5 separate regions of the Homo sapiens genome follow, and regions 1, 2, 3 and 5 are each linked to region 4. The links are chromatin contacts, found by Hi-C or POLR2A ChIA-PET in ENCODE. All regions are on one chromosome and are shown on one strand. The core of a region is the stretch at or near the end of the contact, and the rest is flanking DNA. Distances in the headings are between cores, read along the strand shown.

Evidence for each region. A loop is a pair of places that touch in the nucleus more often than their neighbours do. ChIA-PET counts read pairs that join two places held with the same protein, here RNA polymerase II (POLR2A). Pooled maps may share reads with other maps.
Region 1: a loop to region 4 is called in a map of chondrocyte, with 6 times the contacts of the local background. The contact joins the enhancer-like site here to the promoter of DDX5 in region 4. A Hi-C loop is called at or near these places in 4 of 168 maps with a recorded cell type or tissue (B cell, ascending aorta, chondrocyte and 1 more), 9 of 37 single-sample maps with no recorded cell type and 16 of 50 pooled maps. POLR2A ChIA-PET finds 5 or more read pairs at or near these places in 7 of 52 experiments (CD4-positive, alpha-beta T cell, CD4-positive, alpha-beta memory T cell, MCF 10A and 4 more).
Region 2: a map of naive thymus-derived CD4-positive, alpha-beta T cell shows a loop between it and region 4 (36-fold over the local background). The contact joins the enhancer-like site here to the promoter of DDX5 in region 4. A Hi-C loop is called at or near these places in 4 of 168 maps with a recorded cell type or tissue (A673, B cell, ascending aorta and 1 more), 10 of 37 single-sample maps with no recorded cell type and 18 of 50 pooled maps. POLR2A ChIA-PET finds 5 or more read pairs at or near these places in 8 of 52 experiments (CD4-positive, alpha-beta T cell, CD4-positive, alpha-beta memory T cell, MCF 10A and 5 more).
Region 3: a pooled map shows a loop between it and region 4 (4-fold over the local background). The contact joins the enhancer-like site here to the promoter of DDX5 in region 4. A Hi-C loop is called at or near these places in 1 of 168 maps with a recorded cell type or tissue (naive thymus-derived CD4-positive, alpha-beta T cell) and 7 of 50 pooled maps. POLR2A ChIA-PET finds 5 or more read pairs at or near these places in 13 of 52 experiments (A549, AG04449, CD4-positive, alpha-beta T cell and 9 more).
Region 5: a loop to region 4 is called in a pooled map, with 2.5 times the contacts of the local background. The contact joins the enhancer-like site here to the promoter of DDX5 in region 4. A Hi-C loop is called at or near these places in 1 of 50 pooled maps. POLR2A ChIA-PET finds 5 or more read pairs at or near these places in 7 of 52 experiments (CD4-positive, alpha-beta T cell, CD8-positive, alpha-beta T cell, MCF 10A and 4 more).

Annotation. Positions count from the first base shown.
Region 1 is chr17:64,962,878-64,967,902 of GRCh38, reverse strand. It overlaps the pseudogene AMZ2P1. Among named protein-coding and RNA genes, the nearest start is that of LRRC37A3, 46 kb to the right of the region's middle. RefSeq lists a silencer at 1,667-1,830 and an enhancer at 2,050-2,099. Within about 2 kb of position 1,767, at least 8 of the 41 ENCODE cell types and tissues checked have a DNase peak (open chromatin) inside an H3K27ac peak, as active enhancers do.
Region 2 is chr17:64,982,764-64,987,607 of GRCh38, reverse strand. No RefSeq gene overlaps it. Among named protein-coding and RNA genes, the nearest start is that of LRRC37A3, 66 kb to the right of the region's middle. RefSeq lists enhancers at 1,176-1,225, 1,506-1,805, 2,423-2,702. Within about 2 kb of position 2,252, at least 28 of the 41 ENCODE cell types and tissues checked have a DNase peak (open chromatin) inside an H3K27ac peak, as active enhancers do; they include B cell, CD4-positive, alpha-beta T cell, PC-3 and 1 more, where a contact is called at or near this core.
Region 3 is chr17:64,774,833-64,780,089 of GRCh38, reverse strand. It overlaps the pseudogene ARHGAP27P1-BPTFP1-KPNA2P3 and the pseudogene ARHGAP27P1. Among named protein-coding and RNA genes, the nearest start is that of MIR6080, 3.3 kb to the left of the region's middle. RefSeq lists silencers at 1,028-1,087, 1,248-1,467 and enhancers at 954-1,622, 1,623-2,292. Within about 2 kb of position 3,134, at least 18 of the 41 ENCODE cell types and tissues checked have a DNase peak (open chromatin) inside an H3K27ac peak, as active enhancers do.
Region 4 is chr17:64,505,039-64,510,533 of GRCh38, reverse strand. DDX5 (DEAD-box helicase 5) reads left to right here and starts at 4,245. Exons shown (of 13, transcript NM_004396.5): 1 at 4,245-4,458. The coding sequence starts at 4,415. It overlaps CEP95 (centrosomal protein 95), which reads right to left and starts at 3,557. Exons shown (of 20, transcript NM_138363.3): 1 at 3,418-3,557; 2 at 1,814-1,942; 3 at 254-361. The coding sequence starts at 3,436. RefSeq lists enhancers at 2,945-3,054, 2,767-3,383, 3,365-3,454, 3,655-3,894, 4,595-4,724 and 1 more and a silencer at 5,085-5,154.
Region 5 is chr17:64,115,113-64,120,127 of GRCh38, reverse strand. All of the region lies in intron 1 of ERN1 (endoplasmic reticulum to nucleus signaling 1), which reads left to right. Among named protein-coding and RNA genes, the nearest start is that of ERN1, 13 kb to the left of the region's middle. Within about 2 kb of position 1,592, at least 17 of the 41 ENCODE cell types and tissues checked have a DNase peak (open chromatin) inside an H3K27ac peak, as active enhancers do.

The sequences.
Region 1 (5,025 bases), core at 518-3,017, 460 kb before region 4:
TGCCCCAAGGAACCAACCAACATAATTTCCAGGGGGTGATTTTGTTTTTAGAAGAGCTGCTCCCCTCTGTTAGGGCCAGCCAAGTCACATTTTTGGACGTCCGTGGACTCTGATCACCACAGCCCTCCTCTTCCGTGAGCCTTCCTTACTCTCTCGAGTGCATTAGCTCATTTTTTTTCTTTTGCTGGTTGTCACCTTATTCCTGTTTTAGTTTTTAGCAGCTTAAAATACGACCTCTCAGGAATATTTGCAAGTGAAAATAACAATGGTCCTTACACTACCACAACATTTGGTGGTGGGAGTTCCGTTGCAGGTCTCAGCTATAACATAGTCATTTATGAGGGATCTTACAAATAGTGTGTAATGGTATTTATATTTGTGAGTGTTACACTTTCTCTATAGACTTAGAGCAGCTTTCAGGTTTATTTCAGTAATAATGTCTTTCTCACCTTCTCACATTGTGAAGTGTTTACCTGAGTCAGGGAGAGAGTTTAATGGGGTTATCTGTCGGGGTGCCATGAATGCTGATGATGGTCTGCAGGTTGTGAACATCAGCCCCATTGCTACAGGGGTGGACAGGTGGAAAAGCTCAGACTTGACAAACCACCTCTGCTAGATAGATGTGTCTTGGAAATCCAGAAATTACAGTGAATATTTTATGGAATGCCAGTGAGCAGACAGCATTTCCCACTTTCCTATCTTACCTTGAGGGTAAGACTTAAAGGTATTTTTTTTTCTTGTAATTTGAAGCCTAAATTCTTTGATTGTTTGATGTATGCAATATGATGTAAGGCACATTTTATACCCCTAGTCAGTGGTTTCCCTTGGATTCATTCTCCTACTTGATTGAACCCATTTAAGTCATTTTAGGAAATGGTGGTTTGCTATTAAAATTAATTGGAGAGAATACTTGGTCATTCTGTTAGCAAAAAGAGACTGATGGAGCATGGTGTTTTATGGATTCTGTTACAGGGCTTATTCCTCCTTGAATAATGTGCTTTAAAAATTATTGTCCATTCGATTACATTTTCTTTTATTTTCCTACAATGTAAGCACGGTTTTAGTCCTGTAGGTCAGCCTTTCTCACAAACTCTTTTGAACTAAGATTTGCCTAGGTGAATAAATTGGGGATGACGGTTGTCTGGAGAAGATATAAGGTCCATTTGTGAATACTCTGCACTATGAGACCAGGAGAAAAATCATCTAAGAAATCGTTCACTCTTGCTAAAAACTGAACTAAATTTTATATGATGCATTTATTCAGCAATCATAAGTGCTGTGCATAACTATTGTACATATTTTTGGACAATTTCTTAGGGTTCAGCTTAAAAATATAATTTGCCTACTGCAACTAAATTTTATGTACTGTGGTTAAATCTTTGTAGTTTTAGAAGATAATTTTCACTAAATAAATCCAAGCAGATTTTGCTCTGCAAATGCTGAATGAAGTATTGAACTAATAAAAAGGATTAATAATTTTCTACTGTCTAAATAATCTTAGAAATCAGTGAATTTGATTCATTTATGTCGTAGATCCTGATCCCGTTTACCTGTGGAGTTAATATCTCTCCAGTCAAGAGATTTTTCAGGCCTCAGACTTTTAATGGTGAGGGTTAAATAGAAGAATTTGGCGAGGATTACCCGTCGGTTCTTGTCCAGCTTGCTTTTTGAAGCACACATTCCCCTGATATGAATAATTTACATTTCAAGCCCTACGAGGGACAGAGGGCCGCGTTGCTCCCTCTAGGGAGCAGCAGTGCTAAAATCGAAGCAGGCAGCTGCGGGACCGCTATAGCCGGCCCTGCGCTCGGGCCCTTCCCGGGCAGGAAACGCGTCGCTGTCCCCGGCTGCGCCCAGGCCAGCGGGCACAGCAGCTGCGAACCGCCGGCGCACCACCTGTTTCCGCGCCCGGGGACTTCCCCGGCGGGGCTCAGAAGTGTGGGGTCGGTCGCTTGGCTTCCCCTGGCGTCGGCGACCCAGGGTAACCTCCTCCACTGCTGCGTGCCGTGCAGGCCTGCCTGTGTGAGAGCCACGTGTGCCGCGCTCTGGGCACAGCCTTGGAAAGTCAGGACCGCGACGGCAGCAGAGCAGTGAGTGGAATTAATTCTCAAGTAGAGCATTTAAAAAGTGCTTCATTGAAGAGTTTGAATCTCAGTCACTTTGTAGATTCGGATATCTAGAATGGCACCGTCCAATAGAAATATAATACAAGCCACCTATGTAAGCTTAATGTTTCTAGTAGTCGTATTAGCAAATGCATAAAGAAGCAGGTGGAGTTAATTTTAATAGTATATTCTATTTAATCCAGTGCATCCAAAATATTATTTCAATCAATATCAATGCTGAATATTTTATATCCTTTTTTTTTTTACCGTCTTCAAATTCCTGTATGTATGTTACACTTGCAGTACGTCTTACTTCCAACTGGCCACATTTTCAAGTGCTCAACAGCCCCATGTGGCTTGTGGCTACTGTATTGGACAGTGCAGCTCTAGAGCAGTACCCAACTCTAGTGTACCTGGAAAAATGTACCCGTGGTATTGAGTTACTAGGAGAGGAAGGCTTATTTCAGGAAAAGGTCATGTAAATCTTCTGTCAGTACAGCCGGTGCTGACATTCAAGCTGAAAGGGTGTATGTAGACACCGTTTAATGTCTACATTAAAGGCCTCTGGCTTCGGTGTTAACTTGTTTCTTTAAAAGCTTGATACTGTTCTCTGTTGCAGCTTGTTTTTTACCCTCCCGTCTTCATTTTCAAGGGCCTGGTATTGTCTTCAAATGCATTTCCATTTTTGGAAAGCGGAGTCGTAAAGCATTAATAATGTGGAGATTGTTTAGTCCATTTCATGCATGAGGACACAAGCCTGCAGCAGCCGAGTAAACTTGCGTGTCATGTAACCAATGGCAAAAATGGGATCAGATCCCAATTCTCCCTAATGCTGAGTTATTCGTTATTTTCACTGTGCTACATGACCTCATTGAAGTAAAATATCACCGGCGAGAACCTAACCATTTTTCCCCCAGGTTGTTTACAAGGGATTATACACGATTAAACTTTCAATTTCTTTTCTGTTCAAGTAGAGCCATCTGGGGTTGCTCAAAGTTGGAGAAATCAGTCTATGTACAGTTCTGCCTTAGTACCAAAAAAAGAGAGGTGCGATATTTATTTATTTATGAAATAGGGTCTCGCTCTGTTGCCCAGGCTGGAGTGCAGTGGCATGATCACGGCTCACTGGAGCCTCCACCTCCCATAGTCAAGTGGTCCTCCCACCTCAGCCTCCCAAGTAGCTGGGATTACAGGTGTGCACCACCATGCCCGGTGTATTTTTTTTATTTTTAATTTTTAGAGATGGGATTTTTTCCACATTGTCCAGGCTGGTCTGGAACTCCTGAGCTCAAGCAATCTGCCTGCCTTGGTCTCCCAAAGTGCTGGGATTACTGACGTGAGCCACCGTGCCCCGCCAAGAGTTGCAATATTTAGTAAAGCTCTTGCGACTAGTTGAGGCATTAAAAGAAAGCATTATGAAAAAAAATGTCTACTGGAAAATAGTTAAAACAAAATCTATTGGGGCAATATGTTCAAACTCACAGACTGCCATACTTAACCCAGTATTGATTTCATCCCACTGTTTTCTTTAGTGTCTGCTCATGGATCAGTTTTTTCTTCTTTACAACTGACCCACCCATGTAGTACACTACTGCTGGGCAGTCTGAGATCCATCCATCCTCAGATGCTGAACCGGTGGGTTCTCGGCACAGTGCTTTCAGTGTCCTGTGGTTATCCAGCTGTTTCATAGCAGCAAAGACTCTCTTGAGCTGTAACTGTCAATAGATATCTTTTTCTTCTCTTGTGTAACTAAAGGGGAAAAAAGTCTATAACTCATTCATTCATGTATTTTTCATTCAACAATATTCATGGAGCACCACCTACTGGGTGCCAGGCCCTGCTCAAAGCCTTGGGAATACAGCAGTGAACAAAGAACTCCTACCCTAATACACTAGTGGATGAGACAGAGAGTCAAGGAGTAAACAGATGCTTTATTTTATTTTTATTTTTAATTTTTTTTGAGACAGAGTTTTGCTCTGTCATCCAGGCTAGAGTGCAGTGGTGTGATCTTGGCTCACTATATCCTCTGCCTCCTGGGCTCAAGTGGTCCTCCCGCCTCAGCTTCCCAAGTAGCTGGGAGTACAGGCACGTGCCACCGCACCTGGCTAATTTTTGTACTTTTTGTAGAGAGGAGTTTTACCATGTTGACCAGGCTGGTCTCAAACTCCTGGGCTCAAGCAGTCTGCCCACCTTAGCCTCCCAAAGTGGATGCTGTTATAACCTAATGTCAAAGTAAACAAATAGAAACAAGTACCATTTTGAATAGGATAGACAGGAATGCCTCCCTAGGGAGGTAGCATTTGGAAGTGATCAAATTGAAGGGTCACACTGCATATACATCTCAGGCAAGGGAGTACCAAGCAAAGGAAACCACAAATGCCAAAGCCTGAAGCTTGCAACAAGAAGAACAATTCCAGAAACAATAAGAGAGGCTGGGTGTCGTGGCTCACACCTGTAATCTCAGCACTTCGGGAGACCGAGGCAGGCGGATCACCAGTTCAGGAGATTGAGACCATCATGGCTAACATGGCAAAACCCCATCTCTACTAAAAATACAAAAAAAAAAAAAAAAATTAGCCAGGCATGGTGGTGGGCACCTGTAATCTCAGCTATACTCGGGAGGCTGAGGCAGGAGAATCACTTGAACCCAGAGGTAGAAGTTGCAGTGAGCCAAGATTGTGCCTTTGCACTCCAGCCTGGGCAACAAGAGTGAAACTCCATCTCAAAAAAAAAAAAAAAGTGGGGGGGCTGGGCGTGGTGGCTCACGCCTGTAATCCCAACACTTTGGGAGGCCAAGGCGGGCGGATCATGAGGTCAGGAGATAGAAACCATCCTGGCTAACATAGTGAAACCCCGTCTCTATTAAAAATACAAAAAATTAGCCGGGCGTGGTGGCATGTGCCTGTAGTCCCAGCTACTT
Region 2 (4,844 bases), core at 1,003-3,502, 480 kb before region 4:
AAAATATAAAACTAGTAAATGCTCATTGCAAAAACAAATTGCTAAAAAATATCAAGAAGAAAGTAAACAGCACAAAAAGCCCTCCTTCTAAAGACAACCATTATTAACATTTTGGCAAACATCCTTTTTTTTTTTTTTTTGAGATGGAGTCTCGCTCTGTCACCCAGGCTGGAGTGCAGTGGTGAGATCTCGGCTCACTGCAACCTCCGCCTCCCTGGCTCAAGCGATTTTCCTGCCTCAGCCTCTGGAGTAGCTGGGATTACAGGCATGCACCACCACATCCAGCTAATTTTTTTTATTTTTATTTTAGTAGAGACGGAGTTTCACCATGTTGGCCAGGCTGGTCTCAAACTCCTGACCTCAAGTGATCCGCCCACCTCAGCCCCAAAAAGGTTGGGATTACAGGCGTGAGCCACCGTGCCCGGCCCAAACATCTTTTTTTACACACATATACACCCATATTTTTATATCAATAGTCTCAAATTATATATACACTGTTTTGGGACTTTTAAAAAAATTTCAGCAAGACCTTGTGGACATCCTTCCATGATAATACGCAGAGCATGAGATTATTCTTTTAAATGATTACATAATATTTTATTGTGAGAGCATAACTTTATTGAATTTATTTATAAACACTAGTGGCGAGCATCCATTTTTCAGCTTTTCACAATTAAAAACAACACTGTGATGAGCCATCCTTATATATGGATTCTTTCTGGAATAAGAAATAAATGGACTGAAAAATTAGAATGTACAATTCTAGAGGTCCCACGTTGTCAAATTATGTTCAGAAATGTGCACCGCGAAAAAGTCTAAAAGTTCAGCCAAGATTCACATGGGTCATTTCTGGGCAAAAGGACCAGGCATGATTTTGTTGTTCTTCCTATTCTTCTGTCCTCCTCAGCTTTTCTATTCTAAGTGTGTCCTTCGTTATGCTGATGCAAGTTGGCAATTTTACATTGCACAAGAATATATGGTTTTAATCCACGCAAGTGTCGCCTCTGACGATGCTCTCTTTCCAGTTCCTCCTGCACCACACTTGCTCTCATCATCTGCTACAGGGGAGGGACCTGCTAGCCCTGTGCCTAAGTTAGCACCAGCAGGAACCCACAGGTGTTCAGTGGGGAGTCGCTGACTGCCTTGGAGAAGCGTATTTGAGACAAGCTGTTAATGGCTCACGGTCCTAGGGTAACCCCCTCGGCTGGCACCTGCATTTAGGACAGCAGTGAGCCAAGCAGTTTCCAGCTTGTGGGAAAGAAGCTTTGAGGGGTCCCTAAGGGCAAGAAGGCCTTTCCTGGCTCAGTCCAATCAGATACCTGCTGTGGCTGTGCTTCTTCTGGCCACAGGTCCCTGTCTTTGTTGGTTCCCTGCACTGACCTGGCCAAAAGGAAGCTGCTTGCTTCTGGGCAGCAGCTGTCCCCTCCCCCAGAAAGTCTAAAAGGACACAGAGGACGTCTTCAGTATTTCCGTAGAGGTCACAAGCTAAGTGGGTCGCTGTCGCTGTTTTACGTTTGGTTGGTGCTGAGACACTTCCTCTTTCATTTATGTCTTATTCAGGCCACCTCCTCCATCCCCCTTGAAGACTGAAAAAGGGGAACTTGAAAGAAAAACCGAAAATTTCAGACCGAGCTATGGTGCAGGAGACCATGCTGTCATCCTGAAGCAGAGGCTGGGGACGTCACCAAGAGGATCACAGCATCCTCGAGGGTTCACTGAGGCCACTGCCCAGGCTTTCTTTTCTTTCTTTTTTTTAATAGAGATCAGAGTCTTGCTAGGTTGCCCAGGCTGATCTCAAACTCCTGAGCTCAAACAATCCTCCCACCTCAGCCTTCTAAAGTGCTGGGTTTACAGGCTTGAGTCACTATACCGGGCTGACCAGGGACTTTCTTCCTCCCCTCATTCGAACTTTCTTAGCTCCCACTCAAGTCTTCCTAAATGCTATGTGGTATTCTTAGGACTCCTAATTCCTAATTTTTCAGGAAGTGAAATGATATTCTTAAAGTAAAAACCAAAATCTGCTTTTGCTCAATTCTTTGAATTTACTGTATTTATATGCCATATATAGAGAGAGAGAGAAAGAGAGACAGAAAGAGTGCATGTAGATATACACACACAAATGTATACACACACACACACACACACACACACACATCAGATTGTGGTAGCTTTTGGAAACTCTCTAAGGCACAGAAAATAAGTTGCCTGACAAGACATCAAAGAATTGCAAAAGAGGCCACAGCCCCAAAGGCCTTACTGACTGCTTTGTGATTTGTAGCATGACTGCTGATAAGCATCTATTTGCTTCAGTAAATAGAAGTTGAATCATAACATTTGTTCCAGGAAACAGTAACTGAAGTCGCAAATCATAAATAATAAAGCATGAAAAATCTTCTTTTAACCTAATGGACTAAAAGATTTCTTGCTTTTTTCATTTCTGCTAATGGCCTCTCTCCCTTGGCACTGCCAGAGCTGGCCCATTAAAGGTGAATTGAGCCTCAGTTTGCAGGCAGGACGTGGTCCAAAAGATCATTTGTAAGTTGGTTGTTTGGATCAAAGAATGTGTTTTCTCCTAGAAACCGTTTTTCTCAGGGTGACTGGGTTCTCAGGTTCGCTCGCACAGTGCTGTTCAACTTCTACTGAAGCTGAGCTCTGGGTCTTTGAGGGCAGGTTCTCTGCAGTGCAGGAGGGAGAAATCAGGTCACCTGCTGCTCCTTTGCATAGAGACCTGGCTCTGAGCACAATTTAAGCATAAGTAGTTTTCTTTTCTACTTTCTCAACTCCCTTTTGGCGTCCAGGTCCAGGGCCGTAGTCCCTGGATTGCAGCACCCTTTCCTAAAGTGCTTTACCCACCTCTGGGCTGCTTGCCTGCTAAGGGGGGTCTGGGACCCCAAATTACCCACTATTCCTGCTTCCTGACCAATCAGACTTCCATTTCCTCAGAGCAGTTGATATCAGCTAAGGGCCAGGGGAAAAGCAAAAGGAGAAGATATGAATTCACACTAGTAGGTGAATCATGGAGAACCTCTTAACCCTCTTAATATCTTCTCATGTTAAAATGAATTAGTTGTGAGACTTGAGAGTCCTTGTGGCAGTATGGGTTAGGGATGAACACGGTGACTAAGGATTCGGAATTCACACACACATTAGTAGGACTCTTAGGCTCTTCACTGCACCTGCTTCCAGAACACTGGCAGTCAGTTAGGAAATGATCCTACTCTGGAAAAAAAATGCAATGGTCGCAGAGAAGAAACTTTCAAGTTCAGACACTGGGGAGAATCCCCTCAGTGAATAAGCTGATTATCTGCCAGATTGCCTCTGAGAATAAGCCACATTCATGCACACAGAACCCCCCACCAGTTTTTTGTGCCTCATAATGAAATCTTAACAGATAGCCAAAGATTACCAGATGTTTATGGAAAGTTCTAACATGAAACAAAAAGACCAAAACAGAGGAAACAACAGAACAAATCTTCAAAAGTAGTATAGTTACTATCTATAGAGAAATAAGAAAAGGCATTTTATCCATGAAATAGGATGTATTTTAGACTTTCAGGATGCCGTAACAAAATATGATACACTGGGTGGTTTATAAACAAAGAAATTTATTTCTCATGGTTCTAGGGACTGGAATCCAAGATCAAGGTGCTGATTTGGTGTCTGGGGAGGGCCTGCTTTCTGGTTCAGAGATAGTGTCTTCTTGCAGTGGCCTCACGTGGAGGAAGGGGTGAGCTGACTCCCTTGGGTCTCTTTTATAAAGGCACTAATACTATTCATAAGGGTTCCATTCTCATGGCCTGATCACCTCCCAAAGGTTCCCATCTACAAATACTATCACGTTGGGGGTTAGGTCTCAACATAGAAATTTGGGGGGACACAGACATTCAAACCATCGCAGGGTGCAAAATAAAATAATCATAACAAGAAAGGGATTTTGGCTATTGAAAAGCAGAATAGTTTAAAGTAAGTATTCAAAAGAAAAGATAGAAGATAATTTATAAAGTCTGGGCACAGTGGCTCACACCTATAATCCCAGCACTTTGGGAGGCCGAGATGGGTGGATCACGAGGTCAGGAGTTCAAGATCAGCCTGGCCAAGATGATGAAACCCCATCTCTACTAAAAATACAAAAAAAAAAAAAATTAGCTGGGTGTGGTGGTGGGTGTCTGTAATCCCAGCTACTAGGGAGGCTGAGGCAGAGAACTGGTTGAAACCAAGAGGTGGAGGTTGCAGTGAGTTGAGATCGCACCACTGCACTCCAGCCTGGGCAACAGAGCGAAACTCTGTCTCAAAAAAAAAAGAAAAGAAAAGAAAAAGAAAAAAAATAATTGATAAAAACTTCAGAATGTAGTACAAAAAGATGGAAAAAATGTGAGAGATAAGAAAATTTGAGGATCTATTCTGAAAGTCCAACATCCAGCAAGAATGGAGGGAAGGAAATTATCAAAAAAATAATACCAGAAAATTTCTCAGAATGAAAGGATAAGAGTCTCAGTATCAAAGGGCCTGCTAAGTGAGCCACAAAATGAATGAGAAGAAAGGTTCAGGCTAAGGCACATCTTTATAACCCTTCAGAACGCTAAGGATAAAAAGGAGACCCTATAATCTTCCTAAAAATAACAGATAACATACAAAGAACTAGGAATCAAAATGGCATTGAACATCTCAGTAGCAACATTGGAAGTCAGAAGAAACTGGAGCAAACTGTTTATAATTCTGAGGGGAAATGATTTGCAATCTAGAATTCCACACCAACTCAATAAATTCTCAATCAAGTATGAGGGCAGGATAAAAACATTTTCAGATGTCAAAGTTCTCAAAATATTTATCTCTATGTACCTTTA
Region 3 (5,257 bases), core at 1,885-4,384, 270 kb before region 4:
CCTTAGGAGGCAGGAGGAGATGTGGTCAGTGTGGGAGCTTGGAGGGGCCATGCACTTCCGGAGAAGACCACCGACTCATGGCTTTGGTGGAGGGGCGCCGGCAGATTTAGTTAAGCTCTCCCCCATCCCTGACACACCCAGCCGGGGCGGGAGCGGGGCTTGTGACCACTCCGGAGAGCTTTGAGGGCCCCTGCTTTGGGACTCCGCACGGACAGTCACTGTCTCAGAGTGCATTCTCCAGGGGCCACTCTCTTGGGGACACTGTAGGGGTCACAGGGCAGGTGGGCAGCCTCTCTCGGGGGGCGGCGTGAGAGCCGGAGAGCAGGGGGCGGGGGCGGGCCCGGCTCGGGCTCACGTCTGCGTTGAAGCCGCTGGGGAAGGGGAGAGAAACCGAGAGAACCGGTTCCCCCGCCTTGACAGCGGAGGCCCCCACACCAAGGCCCTTGGACTAAGCGGGGCAGGGACAGCCTCCAGGTAGAGCTGTTCGCCGGGGCGCCTGCAGAGCCCGCATCCCAACCCTGACCCCGGGGCCGGGGCGCAGGCTCCTGGAGGGAGGCGTCCAGGCGGGACAGGGCCCGGGGAGCGGCAGGAAATGGGCTGCTCTTCCCACTTGACTGACGGGAAAACTAAGGCACGGTCAACTATCAAGCAAGCGTGGTGTCGACCTTAGAGCAGGTAATCACCCCTCGTTTTAAAGCCAAAGTTTCCCTCGCAGTCGATTTGGACCAAGACTACCCACAATCTCCCCACCGCAGGACTGAAGCGAGGCTGAAATCTTAGAATCAACCCCACGGAATGAAGAGGTTGTCCTAATTCCAGCACTGAGTGTAAGAATGGAAGCCTTGCATGTGATTTTATTCAAGTCCTCATTTTAGAAATGGGAAAACTGAGGCCCGAAGGCGAACGGCAAGTGCAGCATCGGGACTCGAACCCAAGTCTCTCCTCGAGTGCTGGGCTATTCCGGGCTCAGTGGTCTTGACTTCCGCGGCCCTCTTCCTTGTTGCCTGCAGGAAAATGCCGCGGCCGCAATGGCGGCGGATGTGGAGGGGGACGTGTACGTACTGGTGGAGCACCCCTTCGAGTACACCGGCAAGGACGGGCGCCGCGTGGCCATCCCGCCCAATGAGCGCTACCGGCCGCTGCGGCGCAGCACAGAGCACTGAGCATTGGTGGCACGTGCGGCGCAAGCCCGGCGGCCGCCCCTTCTACCTGCCCGCGCAGTACGTGCGCGAGCTGCCTGCGCTGGGCAACCCTGCCGCTGACGCGCCGCCAGGTCCCCCCATCGGGACCCGCAGCCCCTGAGCCGCTCGCCTACGACTACCGGTTCGTGAGCGCGGCTGTGGCAGCGGCCCCCAACGGCCCCCCAGCGGAGCCCCGAGGCGGGGCCAGCTCCCTGTGCGGCCCTGCGCAGCGCGGCGCCGCGAGCCAGCGCAGCAGCCTGGCGCCCGGCCTGCCCGCCTGCCTGTACCTGCGGCCCACGGCGCCCGTGCGGCCCGCGCAGTCCCTGGACGACCTGACGCGCGCCGTCGTCTCGCCTCCCGCCGGCAACCTCGGAAGCAGCGGCAGCTTCAAGGCCTGCAGCGTAGCGGGCTCCTGGGTGTGCCTGCTGCCCCTGTCGCGCAGCGACTCAGAGAACGTCTAAGAGGCCATCCAGGAGGTACGCGGCCCGCCGCGGTAGGAGATCGTGAAGCAGGTACGACCCCGGGCGCGGAGGCGGGGAGGCTCGCTGAGGACAGCGCCCGCAGGGAGCCTGGGCTCGAGGAGACCCACTCCGCTCAGCGTCGGGCATGACGCCCACCTCTGTCGGAAGACTTCGGATGAGCTCCCTCTCCCCAGCCGCGAAACAGTGCAGGCCCCCATCCCTCATCTGCAATTTCCAGGCTCCAAAGCTCCCTGGAAGCCCGAAAGATTTTTCGTAATCAAATTGGTGGCAAAATTGCGCTTGAACTGATATGAGGCTGTTGATGGTCTTTATTTATCGCACTTGTGTGAATATTCATGTTTTGCTGCAGAAATGCAAATAAGCTCGATGGCCGGCTGCTGCCCCAAGCCCTGCTGGGAGGTTATGTAACCTACAGCAGGTGGGTGCCACATATTATCTTTCCAAGTCCCAGCTGTTCTATATTCCGAAGTGCATCTGGGCACGGAACGGGGGATTGCGGGCCTGCCGCCAGCTCAAGGAGCCTGGAGTCAGATGAGAGGGTGGATGTGAAAGTCAGGCGTCTGCTTCCCTTTGAGGGTGCTTCCAGCATTTCAGTTCCTTTTTTTTTTTTTTTTTTTTTTAAAAGAACTCCTGATGGGTTTGTTTCAGAAAGACGTGTTAAGTGAGGTTGTTTTTTCCCCTCTTCAGAATCCAGTTGTGTTAATCTGGGAAATCGAAAATAGAGCACGTTTTACAAACACTCTTGCATCCTCAGAACACTCTGGGGGACTCTGACATTTTGAACTTTAGGAACTTTTCAGGGAGGGGCAGCCCGAGGGGGAGAAAAGGATGCTTAGAACCGTTCTGCCATCTGCCACCGGCCGTGTGATGATCTAGAGGCAGCTCTCTTCCTCTCTCAGGGTCTCGGTTTGTTCTTTAGCACAAAGGGAGGGGATGGACAGATGACCTCTGAACCTTGGGAGCCTCTGATTTATTTCGCTGTGCCTGATGTCATTACCATGAACACTGATGCCCACCATGTGCCAGGACTGAGTCCGGGATGCCCAGACGAAGGAGACACGCCTCCGTAGGCCCGCTGCTGGGTGTTCCCTCCGCCTGTCTCGTTACAATGCAGAGCTCAGGTTTTGAGACTAGGGAAAGGGGAACTGGATTTTGCTGGGGCAGCTGCCAGCTGCTGACAGCCACTTAACTTACAAGCGAGGACCACCCCCTCCCCCCCCAGGCCCAGCGTCCTCTGGTGTAAGCACAATACCTAAGGATTAGGGTTGTGAGCCTTAAATGAATTAAGGCTTCGAAGCGCTTGGCAGCAGCAGGGGGTCCACCCAGACTGGGTCATCCTCGTTTGGCTTCCCTGGGTCTGCGCCGCCTTCACTCTGGCTCCTGCAGCGGCAGCCCGCCGCCTTGTGGCCAGGGTGGAAAACGGCACCCGGCGGGCGGGGCTGGAGACCGCGGCTGGTTCCTGTTTCGCGCCCCTGCCAGCCAGCCAGGCAGCTTCTCTGGGATGGGTGGCTGGATGCCAGCGCTCTTCCCCCGCAGCGCCCCTCCGTTTCCTGCGCAGGCTCCCGGTGGCGCACTTCCCGGCCTCTCCACATTCTCTGTCCTAGTGACGGTGGGACGGTGCCTGCCCGTCTGAGCGGAGCCCCTGGAGGTGGGGGAATGGCCTTGCTCTTTGAACCTCGCATCTGGCCCAGGGTCTGGCTCAGACAGAGTGCACAGAGAGTGTATGTTGAATAGGGCGGAGGTGCGGCAGCCCCTTACCTATGAGCCAGGCCTCTGTAGGTCTGCCCAAGGGCCACCACCCCAGGCCCCAGGACCAAAGAGGAAGGAGACTGCCCAGGTCCTGACATCTCCTGAGAAGACAGATCACCCCGGCTGCCAGGGCGCCTGCCAGGTGGCCCCTCTGCCCATCCTTCCTCCAGCTCCCAGCAGGTTCCCAGTTGCAGTGGCATATGGGGGGAGGGGCACAGGTGATGAGGGCAGGGGACTTACCCAGGGGGGAACTAGGACATTGGCCAGAGACAGGCTGCTCCCTGGCCCCACTTGTGGCCCTAATTCACTATGTGACCTCCACAAGTCACTTTGCGTCTCTGGTTCAGTTTCCTCCCCTGTGCAATGAGTGCAATAATACCACGTTCCCTGCCACGGAGCTTTATTCAAGAGGCAGCTGTGGCTCTCCCTGGTGCTCCACCCCCAACAAAGTCCAGGGTAGGGAGTTGGTCCTGCCCCCACAAGGGAACCCCACCCCTGCCCTTAGTTGTCCCAGGCGGCATTTCCCCACCATAATCCTCCAGGCCCATTCACTCGTTCATTAGGCATGAACTAGCCAAATAGCTGCAGAGCCCTGGTGAGCCTTTGGATCTAGAGAGGACTCAGGCACAGCCACGGTCCTGGGGGACTCACCCTCTTGGATAGGAGGCCAGCAACAGAAGACATGGGGCCGGGGCTCAGAGTGGAGCATGGGGTTGAGAGTGGGTGCCCACCGGGGCAGGGCCTCATGAGCCCTTGCCAGGAATGTGCACGTTATCCTGCAGCTGCTGTGAGGCTTTTAGCAGAGACAGGAATGGGATTGAGAAAAAAATCCCTGTGGCCAGGGCCTCAAGAATGGCCGAAGCTCTTGGTGGTCTCGTGGGCATGTGGTGGTAACAGAGGTTTGGGAGATGGATGGGCAGGGTCTGGGGGCCGAGGGAGGTGGGAGGGAAATCGGGTTGAGTTCAGATTCCCAGCTGGCACTTGTGGGCAGACAGTGGTGCTGCTTACTGAGTTGGGGGGTGGGGGGGACTTGGGGAGGAGCAGGGTGGAGAAAGGTGGGGCCTGCCTGGATTTAGGTGCCAGACAAAGGGAAGAGAAGCATGAGAGTGCTGGCTCAGAGGACAAGAAGTGTCCAGAAGAAAGATGCACAGGAAGGTGACGTGAGAGAAAGGCCATATAACACTTATCCGAAGTGGCCACTAGAAGCTCAGCTGGTCAGGGGGGTGCTGAAGGCAGAGGGCAGTGGTCAGGAGTGAAGTGAGGGTGCGAATTGAGTGTGTAGACAACAGACAGAAGGAGAGAGAGAGACACAGCGTGGCCAGAGGGGGTGTAGGTCATAGATGGAAACATCCCCAGGTTCAGGTGGGTGGGCAGGAGATGGGGAGGCTGAAGATGGGGAGGAGATTGTTGCTGAGAAGGGATCTCGGAAGAAAGTGGGTGCAGAACAGAGGGGGCAGGATGTGGGGATGGCATGGCACGGGGGCACTGGGGAGTGTATAGGGACCCCCGTCTGTCAGGCGGCAGCTCAGGGCTTAGGGCAGGCTACTGGGCAAGGCCAGGGACCCCCAGAACAGAGGAGTTCCTGCCATGGATGGTGTTTCACAGCCTTGTCACTCCCCATGCACTCTAATCGCACATATTGAGTACTTGGTGTGGGCTGGTCACTGTGCTGGACACTGGGGACAAAGTGTGGTAAGACGCAGTCCCAAAGGGGCTAACAGTCCTGTGGGCTCTTGCTCAAAGGCTTGTAACCCAGGGTTAAGCTCCCAGCAGCTTGGAAGGCAGGTGTAGGCACCTCCATTTGCCCTGAGTACAAACAGAGGTTCAGAGAGGTTTAGTGACAGG
Region 4 (5,495 bases), core at 2,996-5,495:
AAAAAACACACCTCAAATTACCAGCTAGGATATTTACGTTTCAGACCCAGATCAATTGCAAAATCAATGTTCAGCTCTCCTGGAAAAGTTCTCATGTATGGACCTGACCTCTATCAGTTGATTGTCTTAGCTCAATCTTACAATTTGGTCTACTCCATAAGCTCACTCATTTGGTTAAGTAAACAATGTCTACAGTTCTAACAATTATTTTTACTAAAATGCATAATTATGTGATAGTTATACATATACCAACCTGTTATGTGAGACAAGCTGACCTGCAAGTAGTCCAAGGCCAGTGAATCAATTACTGCTTGTACATTGTGTGCATCATCTTCTTGACTCCTAGGAATAACTATGAGGTCTGGGGGGGGAAAAAATCACATAATTTTGTATCCATGAGAGGCCAAGTTTTCATCTCATTGTCTCTGACTAGGCTACTGAATATGCTCAACTGCTATAAAGGCTCTGCCCAAACAGAACATGCTGTAAAGTACAGATAAAGTTAATAAACCCTGAACTCTACACAGCAGAATCTTTACTGGTTGAGTATTTATTGATTGAACCGATTTATCAATATTAGACTGGTTGAATACGGTTGAATATTTATTACACCATATATATATATATAGATATATAGATATACATGAATATGCTTTACAAGAAGCACCATGTTAAGGAAGATAAAGTGGTCCCTAAATTCAAAGACAGCTAATAGTCTAATAAGGGAGCCAAGACATGATACTTTAACCCATAACTATGGGCTACTTTCTACGAAGAAAAAAAAAACACAGCAGGCATTCAAGGAGCGTTCTTATATATACACATATGTATGTTTATTTATTATTTATTGAGACAGGGTCTCGCTCTATCGCCCAGGCTGGAATGCAGTGGCGTGATCTTGGCTCACTACAACCTCCACTTTCCCGGCTCAAGCAATTCTCTTGCCTCAGCCTCCCAAGTAGCTGGGTTTATAGGCGTGCACCACTATGCCTGGCTAATTTTTGTATTTTTAGCAGAGATGGCATTTTGCCATATTGGCCAGGCTGGTATTGAACTCCTGGCCTCAGGTGATCCACCTGCCTCAAGTGATGAGCCTCCCAAGGTAATGGGATTAGAGGTGTGAGCCACCGCGCCTGGCCCTTATATGTCCTTTTGAATAGCCAACTAGAATTATTGGTATAAAGATTTAAAAGGTCAGCACAGGCTGGACGTGGTGGCTCATGCCTGTAATCCTATCACTTTGGGAGGTAGACGGGAGGATCACTTAAGCTGAGTTGGTACCACCCTGGTCTTGAACATAGTGAGATGGTGAGCAAGATGAAAGGACATATGCGCTTATTAACTGTCTTGGTAAATGAGGTTCATCATCTACAAGCATCAATTCTTATCCCTAGCACTGGTTAAGTAACAGAATCCAATAAATTCCCAAGCTCCACTCAATTTTACAACCTTTGAAGGTACATTTACAGAAAAGATGCAACTTTCACAAGGCAGTAGCCATGATTAGGTTAAGCCGTGATTATCAGGAGCCCTCAAACTGATCTGCTCAAGGCCGTTATTATGAGTGGGTTCCACAGGGTATTCCTTAAGGAATACAATATTATAATTATACAATATGTGATATTAAATACAATTTAATATACAATATTTATTTTAATATTGTATATTAATATAGAATTTAATATGCAATATTAAAAAAAGAAACAAGCAAAGAGAAAATGAAATTTTATAAATATCAAAGAATCTAACTAAAGGACTAAAAACTTTTGGCCTAAGATATAGGCAAAATTACTCCTGCTTTTAGTATTCTTACCTGGTACCTTTTCTCCCAAAATAGACTGATAAAGAGCAATAAAAACATTAGCATCACAGTCTTGAAGTTCATGTATTCTCAGATGTATATGACACTTAAAAAGAAGGTTATTGGCAATGGTTACCCACTCTGTTGGGAAAAAGGGGGAAAGATCAGTCTTAAAAACCACCAGAAAAAAATCACACAGACATTTAAAAAATCCAACAACCTCCCCCCCAACAAAAACAGACACTGAACTTTGCAGAAGATAAGGAATTTGATTGTTAGAGAATTTCAAAGACCCTTTAGGCATGGTTTTTAAAAAGATGTATTTAATTTCTTGGGATGATTTCCAGAGTGCTGTAATTTCTACATAGTCAAAACTATACTGCAAATTCAATTGATACTGTTGCAGCCTAAAATCTTAAGTTACTTATATAAGCCTTACATGGGTGTTTTTAGTTAAAACATATTTACAAGTAAACAGGAATATTATGTCATAAACAACAGTTTAATGATAATCCGAGGTTACCAGAAACTCATTAATGGAGGCTGCTTCGCACTTGCAATAGTATTGGTCTTGTGTTTACCCAATTATCTTGTGCAAGTCAGGGTTTCTCTGGTGCCGGAAAAAGTGGTGATTAAACTTAGGCTGTTAAGAACTGGTATAATAACAACATCAACGGTAATGCATTTGTTAGTTTTTCTTTTTTATTATATCGATCTATATGAAAGAAAATATGGGAAGTACATGAAGCTCAGAATTATCAATACTGTTGACGTTTCCTGCGTACCACATTCTCCTCTCCCCTAGATATTGCTGGGATTTGCAAAGTTTAACGGTTTCTGTACCAAAAGTAACTTAGCTTAAAATACTTGTTCCTTGAAATGCCTGGGAATTGGTAGGAAAGCACTTTCAATCGGTATTAGAAACAAACATCTCCACTATGTTCTGGACACGTAACGTTCTGGAAACGAATGAGAGTGTATTTTCCATGCACATAATCCCCCTCCCCACGCCCATTTCTCACAGCTGGCCAAACCATGACAACTGGTTTGTACGCAGTCCTTGTGAAAAGGATGAAAGCGTCCTAGACAACCAAATTAATTCGCTCTTCAAAAGCGGTGCTAGACAAAGCCCATGACTCTAGAGGGCACTGAAGAGAAAAAAGCACAACTATTCTACAGGGGCATATTCTACTATTCTGCAGGGGCATAATAAATCTTAAGAATGCTGTTCCTTTAAAGACCAATACAAAAGCAGGTACGACCTCAGGGCCCATAGTGCAAGGGCGGAGGGCACACGGACAGCGGCTAGACGCCCCACAGAAAGACAAGTCCGGGGACGACCCTTCTGACCGCTCTTTTTACAGCCAGGACCCAAGTGTCCTACCGGCCTCGCCCCAGTGCCTCTCTCTCTCCCACAGCATACTGCTGTTCCACGGCCTCGAAGCGAAGAGGTGGTGAAGCTGAGAGACCCTATCCAGGGAACCCGCCAGCGCGACGCGGCGTCTGAAGGTCACGAGCCCCGCCGACAGCCCAGACCCAGTCCGGGCTAGCCCGAGGCCTCCCTGGAGGTGGACGGTTTCAGTCCACACATACTGGGACCCCAGGGAGACACTCACCAGCATCCGAGCCTGCCATGTTTCAGAGGCAGGTCGCCGCCGGACTCCGACGCGGCCGGGAAGGCGACGGTGTCCTGGAAGGACCGATCCACGCAGACCCGACACTGGGGCGCGGACGCACGAACCAAAGCGCGGGGAAGGAGGCGTGAAAGAAGGACGGACGTTAAAAGAGCTTCTCGCCGCTGATTGGTCATCAGAGGAGCACTTCCTTTCACAGGACGTGAAACGGGGGCGGTTTGGGAAGTTTAGAGACCATTCTCCGCCGACCAAAACCCGTCAAAGGATTATCAGACACGCGGGTCGGACGGTCCACATCAGCCGGCAGCCCGGGCGGGTCCCGGGGTGCGAGCAGCGCACTTCCGGTGAGCTATTTCGTTTTGTATCCCTCCGCCGACGTCAACGGGAAAGTAGTGCGGACCGCTCTCTCGGTGGTCCGGGGTGGTACAGCCACGTGACAACGCCAGGCCCCGCCTTCCCCCTCTTTTGGTTACAGACGTGAGGGCTCTTTGGAGACGTAAACATCTCCGAGTGGCGAGGGTGGGCGGGGCTGGGCTTGGGAAAGGGCGGGGTGGCTTGCTTGAGGTGTGGAAAGACCAGAAGAAGGTGAGGTCAAGAGAGTGCAGAATGAGGCATTCCAATGGTGGGTGGGCCCTGACCTGAGAGAGTGGCGCGGGGAGGGGTGAAAGCGCGGCGATCCTGGAACGCCAGCGGGCGTTGCGGCCTATGCGCGAGGGGCGGGGCGATTAGGTCATAGAGCGGCTCCCAGCGTTCCCTGCGGCGTAGGAGGCGGTCCAGACTATAAAAGCGGCTGCCGGAAAGCGGCCGGCACCTCATTCATTTCTACCGGTCTCTAGTAGTGCAGCTTCGGCTGGTGTCATCGGTGTCCTTCCTCCGCTGCCGCCCCCGCAAGGCTTCGCCGTCATCGAGGCCATTTCCAGCGACTTGTCGCACGCTTTTCTATATACTTCGTTCCCCGCCAACCGCAACCATTGACGCCATGTCGGGTTATTCGAGTGACCGAGACCGCGGCCGGGACCGAGGGTGAGTTTGGGAGCCGAGCTGTCAGGCCTGGCGGGTGGGGGGATGGGAGGGCGGGTCAGGGTGGCGGCCGGCGGGGGCTTTGCGGCTTGGACTTGGCCTTTCCGGGCTATCTTGGGACTTCCTTTCCCGAAGGCTTGCGCCATTTTGATATTCACGTCACAGTGATTGGAAGAGATTTGACGGTGTAGTGTCTTCAAGCTTGCTTTTTGTGTGGGGATTGGGGAGCTGTCGGGGCGGCTGCCATTTGGTAGCTGTTGAGGGAGTTGAGAGGGAGCGTATTGTGCGGATGAAAGCGGGACGCTTCGAGGCAGACGAAGGAACATCTGTTAGGTGCGGCGTTTCGGGAGGTGTTTTTGGGGTGGCCGGGCATTCTGTGGGAGCGAGGGGACCACTTCCAAAGCCCTGGTGCTGTTGGGGTAGGAGGGCGGCCGGCATCAGCCATGTGGCTGAGTCGCGAGTACAAAATGCCGGCCTCGGACATGGCGGCGGCGCCTTTGTTACCCCGCCCGGCGGAGGAGCTCAAAATGGCAGCGTCGAGAAAATGTGGCGCAGAGAGAAATGCGAGACAAAGGGGGAAGCGCCGCCCCAGCGGGAACGCCGCCCGGCCGACTCCGCCCGGGCCGGGACTCCTCCCCCGGTAGTCGCCGGCTCCTCCTTTTCTTTTTTCCTGCGTTATATAATTTTGATTCGTTGATCCGGAGCTCTACCGCGGCGTTCCCCCAGCTGGGTTTGCTAGCAGAAGTGTTTCTGAGAAAACCCTTGTTCTGTTATCGCTGACTGTACTGTTTAGGTTCTTACCACTAAAGCTGTTTGGTTCCAAAACGGCCATATGAGTAACATCGTCGTGATGCTCTTCGGTTCATGTAGCCTTGTTATTGCTGATAGTGAATTGCTAGGCTGGTGGGGAAGATTACAGTAACCACAAGAAGTGGTGTGTGCCAGAATCCCAAATTCTGGCATGTGGGTGACAAGTTTCCGACATGATAAATCCCCGGCTTCCGACATGATAAATCCCAGGCTGTTTACATGACCTAAGT
Region 5 (5,015 bases), core at 343-2,842, 390 kb after region 4:
TATGTGAATGAAATTGGAATCTCTGGGAGTGGGGGCCGGCATCTTTTCTTTTTTAAAAAAAAAATGTTTAAGGCCAGGCTCAGTGGCTTACACCTGTAATCCCAGCACTTTGGGAGGCCAAGACAAGAGGATCACTTGAAGTCAGGAGTTTGAGACCAGACTGGGCAACAATGAAAGACCCCATCTCTACCAAATAAACCAGCAAAAAATGTTTTAAGGCCCAAGTGACTCTGATGTGCAGCCAGGATGAGGCCTTCAAGTAATTTTTGTACCTTAATCCTGGAAAGAACAAATGCATCTCCAAATTCCCAGTCACGTCACAGAGCACGGGACCAGACTAGACACAGCATTTGGCTCATTTTACAGAGAGGTTAGGATTGATAGAGTCCGCTAGTTAGTGTTAGAACTAGAAATAAAGTTCTAACTTTATTTCTAGTTCTAGGCGTGGTGGCTCATGCCTGTAATCCCAGCACTTTGGGAGGCTGAGACGGGCGGATCATCTGAGGTCAGGAGTTGGAGATCAGCCTGGCCAACATGGTGAAACCCCGTCTCTACTAAAAAAATGACAAAAATTAGCCAGGCGTGGTGGCGCGTGCCTGTAATCCCAGCTGCTTGGGAGGCTGAGGCAGGAGAATTGCTTGAACCCAGGAGGCAGAGGTTGCAGTGAGCCAAGATCCCACCACTGCACTCCAGCCTGGGGAACAAGAGTGAAACTCAATCTCAAAAAAAAAAAAAAAAAAAAAAAAAAAAACCTAGAAAAAAAGGAACCTAATATTACATTTTCTCTACTGTACTATATCATTCAACTTTTAAAGAGCAGGTAATTTAATGGATTTTTTCCTTTGAATACAAACTGTTGAAATTGCTTTTATCAGCTTTAACTAATAGGCCTTATATTAAAACATATTTAGTTACTGAATTGTAAGATGTTTAAATGTTTATTTAAAGTTACCCGACTTATGCTTGTTTATTTATTTATATATTTGTTTATTGCCTTTTCCATATATTAAGAGGCTTAAGAAATCAAAACAATGTTGTTTTCCAGGCTCCTTCACAGTATCCTGATGGGTAAAATCATCTTCATGGTTTTAAAAGAACCTTCCATAACAAAAATGAAATAGCCATTGCGAGTGAGGAGAAGGGATTTGTAGAAGGAGTGAGTTAGTTAAAGCACAAGAAGAAGCTTGTGAACCAACAGGAACTTTCCTATCAGGGTGGGAACATATGTTTTGGAAGCAAATGGTGGGAGGGTGCAGGCTGTGACACTCCCTTCCCCTTTTCATGTGAGAGCTGGCTATTAGCCTCATTGCCTGAGTCAGGCAGAGTTCCCTCGAAGGGTTTTTATAGCAGGTGCCGAGCTGACAAGCCCAACTGTAGAACACAGGAGAGGACCAGTCAGTTGTCTCAGCTCCCGGACCCATCTCAGTTGTTTCTCAGAGGATCTTTATTAGCTGGTTTAGAAACAGGAGGACACTTGCTTTCAAGCATCACATTGAGTGGGCTGGACCAAATCCAAAACTCTGCTGGAACCAAGTTGACAAATGTCAGTAGAATTGGGAGCCCGCTCTTTGAATACAACCTTGGAATGGGGCTTGGCACCTGGCCTGAAAGCGCTGTGTGGACTCCAGCACCAGGGCTGTTTCCTAATTTAACTTAATGCTTAAAGGAAATCCCAAGTGGCAGACCAGTTCTGCACTCCTTGAGCAGATAGGCATTTAGCTGTTTTTAAATGTAAAATCATTTTAGCTGTTTTTAAATGTAATCATAGGGCCAGTATCTTGTTTCTATATGTGTGTTTGCCCCATATGATGAAATTGTATGCATTCTTTCAGCAAGTGAGAGTCCGGAGGTTCTGTACTAGCTAGCTGTGCAACTTTGGGCAAATGAGTTATTTCCCCCTCTGCTTCCTCATCTGTAAAACAAAGCAACGGAACCAGAAAATCTCTTTGGTGGGCCTGTTTCCAAATGTCTTCCCAAATTAGGATCACCATTTAGGTGAAAGCGACTAGTCCCCCAGCCGCCTCTTTTTCTGGTGCAGCCTCATACGGGGAGGTAGAAGATGGGAGGGCTGCTTTGCTTTGAGCCTCCCAGCTTCCTAGCTCTTGAATGTAGTGAATTTCATCTGTTCATCCATTTATTTATCAACTTTTTGAGTACATATTTTATGCCAAGCACTGTTTGAGATGCTTGGGAAACATGAACAAAACAAAGACCCCCGCCCTCATGGAACTTCTACCTAGTTGGTTGGGATAGACAACAGCATGGTAAATACATTATATAGAATGTGATAAGGTGATAAAATTCTGCAGGGGTTGCAGGGGAGAAACATAGAGCAGAGCAAGGGAGATGGAGGCCTCGTAAGTTGCCACACACCGTGGTGTGGTTTCATCGGCTCTCGCTCACCTGTCTTGTATAGGGCCTAGGGCCTTCCCTGACCACTGTACTCTCGTAGACTAGATCCCTTCCTGCACTCCAAATAGCACCACGTCACTTAGTGTTGGGGTAATGTACAGGTTGGTGCTCCTGTTTGTTTCTTGTCTAATCTTCTGGAGGACTGGTGTTGATAGTCCTCAGGTATGTCTGAAAATCCTGAGCAAATATGAGGGACTGAGCGTGAACATTGTTGATTTTTCTTTACTTTCTATTTCTTTTTTCTTTTCTTTTTCTTTTTCTTTCTTTTTTTTTGAGATAGAGTCTCACTGTGTCGCCCACACTGGAGTGCAGTGGCGTGATTTTGGCTTACTGCAACCTCCGCCTCCCGGGTTCAAGTGATTTTCGTGCTTCAGCCTCCCGAGTAGCTGGGATTACAGCCATGTGCCAATACGCCCAGCTAATTTTTGTATTTTTAGTAGAGACGGGGTTTCGCCATGTTGCCCAGGTGAGTCTCAAACTCCTGGCCTCAAGTGATCCACCTGCTTTGGCCTCCCAAAGTGCTGGGGTTACAGGCATGAGCCACTGCGCCTGGCCACATTGTTGATTTTTTTAAAAATTTTTATTATTTATTTATTTTTTGAGATGGAATCTCACTCTGTCGTTGAGGCTGGAGTGAGGGCAGTGGCATGATCTCTGCTCACTGCAAGCTCCGCCTCCCGGGTTCACACCATTCTCCTGCCTCAGCCTCCCAAGTAGCTGGGAATACAGGCACACGCCACAACACCTGGCTTTTTTTTTTTTTTTTTGTATTTTTAGTAAAGACAGGGTTTCACCGTGTTAGCCAGGATGGTCTCAATCTCCGGACCTTGTGATCCGCCCACCTCGGCCTCCCAAAGTGCTGGGATTACAGGCATGAGCCACCGCTCCCGGCCACGTTGTTGATTTTTAAGGATAACATGATAAGACATTAAATCCTGTCAGGGAAACCTCAGAAAACCCCCACAACTCAGAGGGGTCAGAACCAGCCATTCTTTGATTTTTGTGATGGCTGTGCACCCAAATACACAAATGGGTGTGTTTGTGTGTGTGTGTGTGTGTGTTATTTTTTTTTTACATTAAATAAGATTACATTTTTTTTCCATTGTAGGAGTATTTGTAACATCTCCCGATAAATTGAAATGCGGTAAGAAAGTTCTAAGAACAAATTTGGGGAATCTCTGACCTTTAAAGGTACTACCTCATTATGAGCAATCCAGTGACCTTATTCTAGAATTCTGTTAGGGTTCGTTTTCCACTTGCCATGAGCTGGTTTTGCAAAGAAGAAAACGGTTTCCTTTATATGTGGAGATTAAGAACAAGTTTATCTGTAGTTTTGGTGCTCGACTAACTGGGAACCAAGCCACAGTTGCTTGTAAAACGGACCCTAAGTTATCTTGATCTTGATGGTTCAGTGCTTGGAAATCTCTGGGGCTTTCGGTGCCTGGTAAAAGTTCAATCACTTATCTGATTTGTGGTTGGCAGAAGAAAAGGTATCACCCTTTCAGTTTAGGAGATGGTTGCTTTTAGAGTCTATAGTAGGTAGGTGTGCCTGGGAATCAGCCACCTGGTCCCATGTAACATTAGTTGATTTTCATGGTATTTCTTTTCCCCATCCTGAACCTTAAAGTGAGTCAGATTATTACTAATTTCTAATGTTGCAATATTTTGAGATAAGCGGAGACACTTAGATGTTGCAAGACCAGGATTGGAAATGACTATGTTCAAAGGCATTAGGACTTCTAAACTCTGTCAAATTGTTATGCGGATTTTGGGCATGTTTTGATTGGTTGGGGCTAGAAGAAGCTGCAGCAAAGCCTGAGGAGAGATGAGGGTCTGGTAAGTCATGGATCATCATGCTTCAGAGCTGCAGCCACCATCCACCTCAGGCTTCTTACTTTCTTGGAAACCCATGCCTGGAAAAATCTAATGACTTGCCCAGAGCTCAAACCAGACCATGCATCTGTGTGCCCACCTCATCTTCTGTCAGCTTCATTCACCCCAAAAGCATCTATATGTTCCAGACTCATGAGGATACCTGAGGAACTTTGGTTTTGTTTTTAAACCAAAGAGTTTTGAGAGGATAAAATAACAGGTTTTGAAGCTATATGGACACAGGCTAGGGCAAGGAGTGAGAAGACAGCTGAGCAGGGTAGGGTGGGACCAGACTCTTGGAACTGCTCTGGGCAGGACCTGGATATGCTGCCAAGTCAGCTTTCGGGAAGTTCGGCCATGGAACTTGCCGTCTTTTTTTCTGCATTACACGACTCTCCTGCTAGACGGCAAACCCCTTGAAGCCAGGAGTTTTACAGGCCTTGGGGCGGCATTGCCTTGTGTGTAACAGGACCCTTCTTTCTGCATATATGTAGGATAAGAGTCCAGCTTAGGGGCAGGGTTGGAGTAAGTGAACTAGCACACAGGAGTTGAAATAGAAGAGTCAGCCAACAGGAAGAAGTATGAGGCAGGGAGTGCCTGGAAGAGATTGGCAAATCCTGAAGTCCTTGCCAGCCTACTTGAGTAATGTGAGACCATGAGCCAATGACTTACCTTGTCCTGTAAGTTTAGTATCCCCAAGATTTCTGCCTCTTGTAATGAAAATAGTCCTG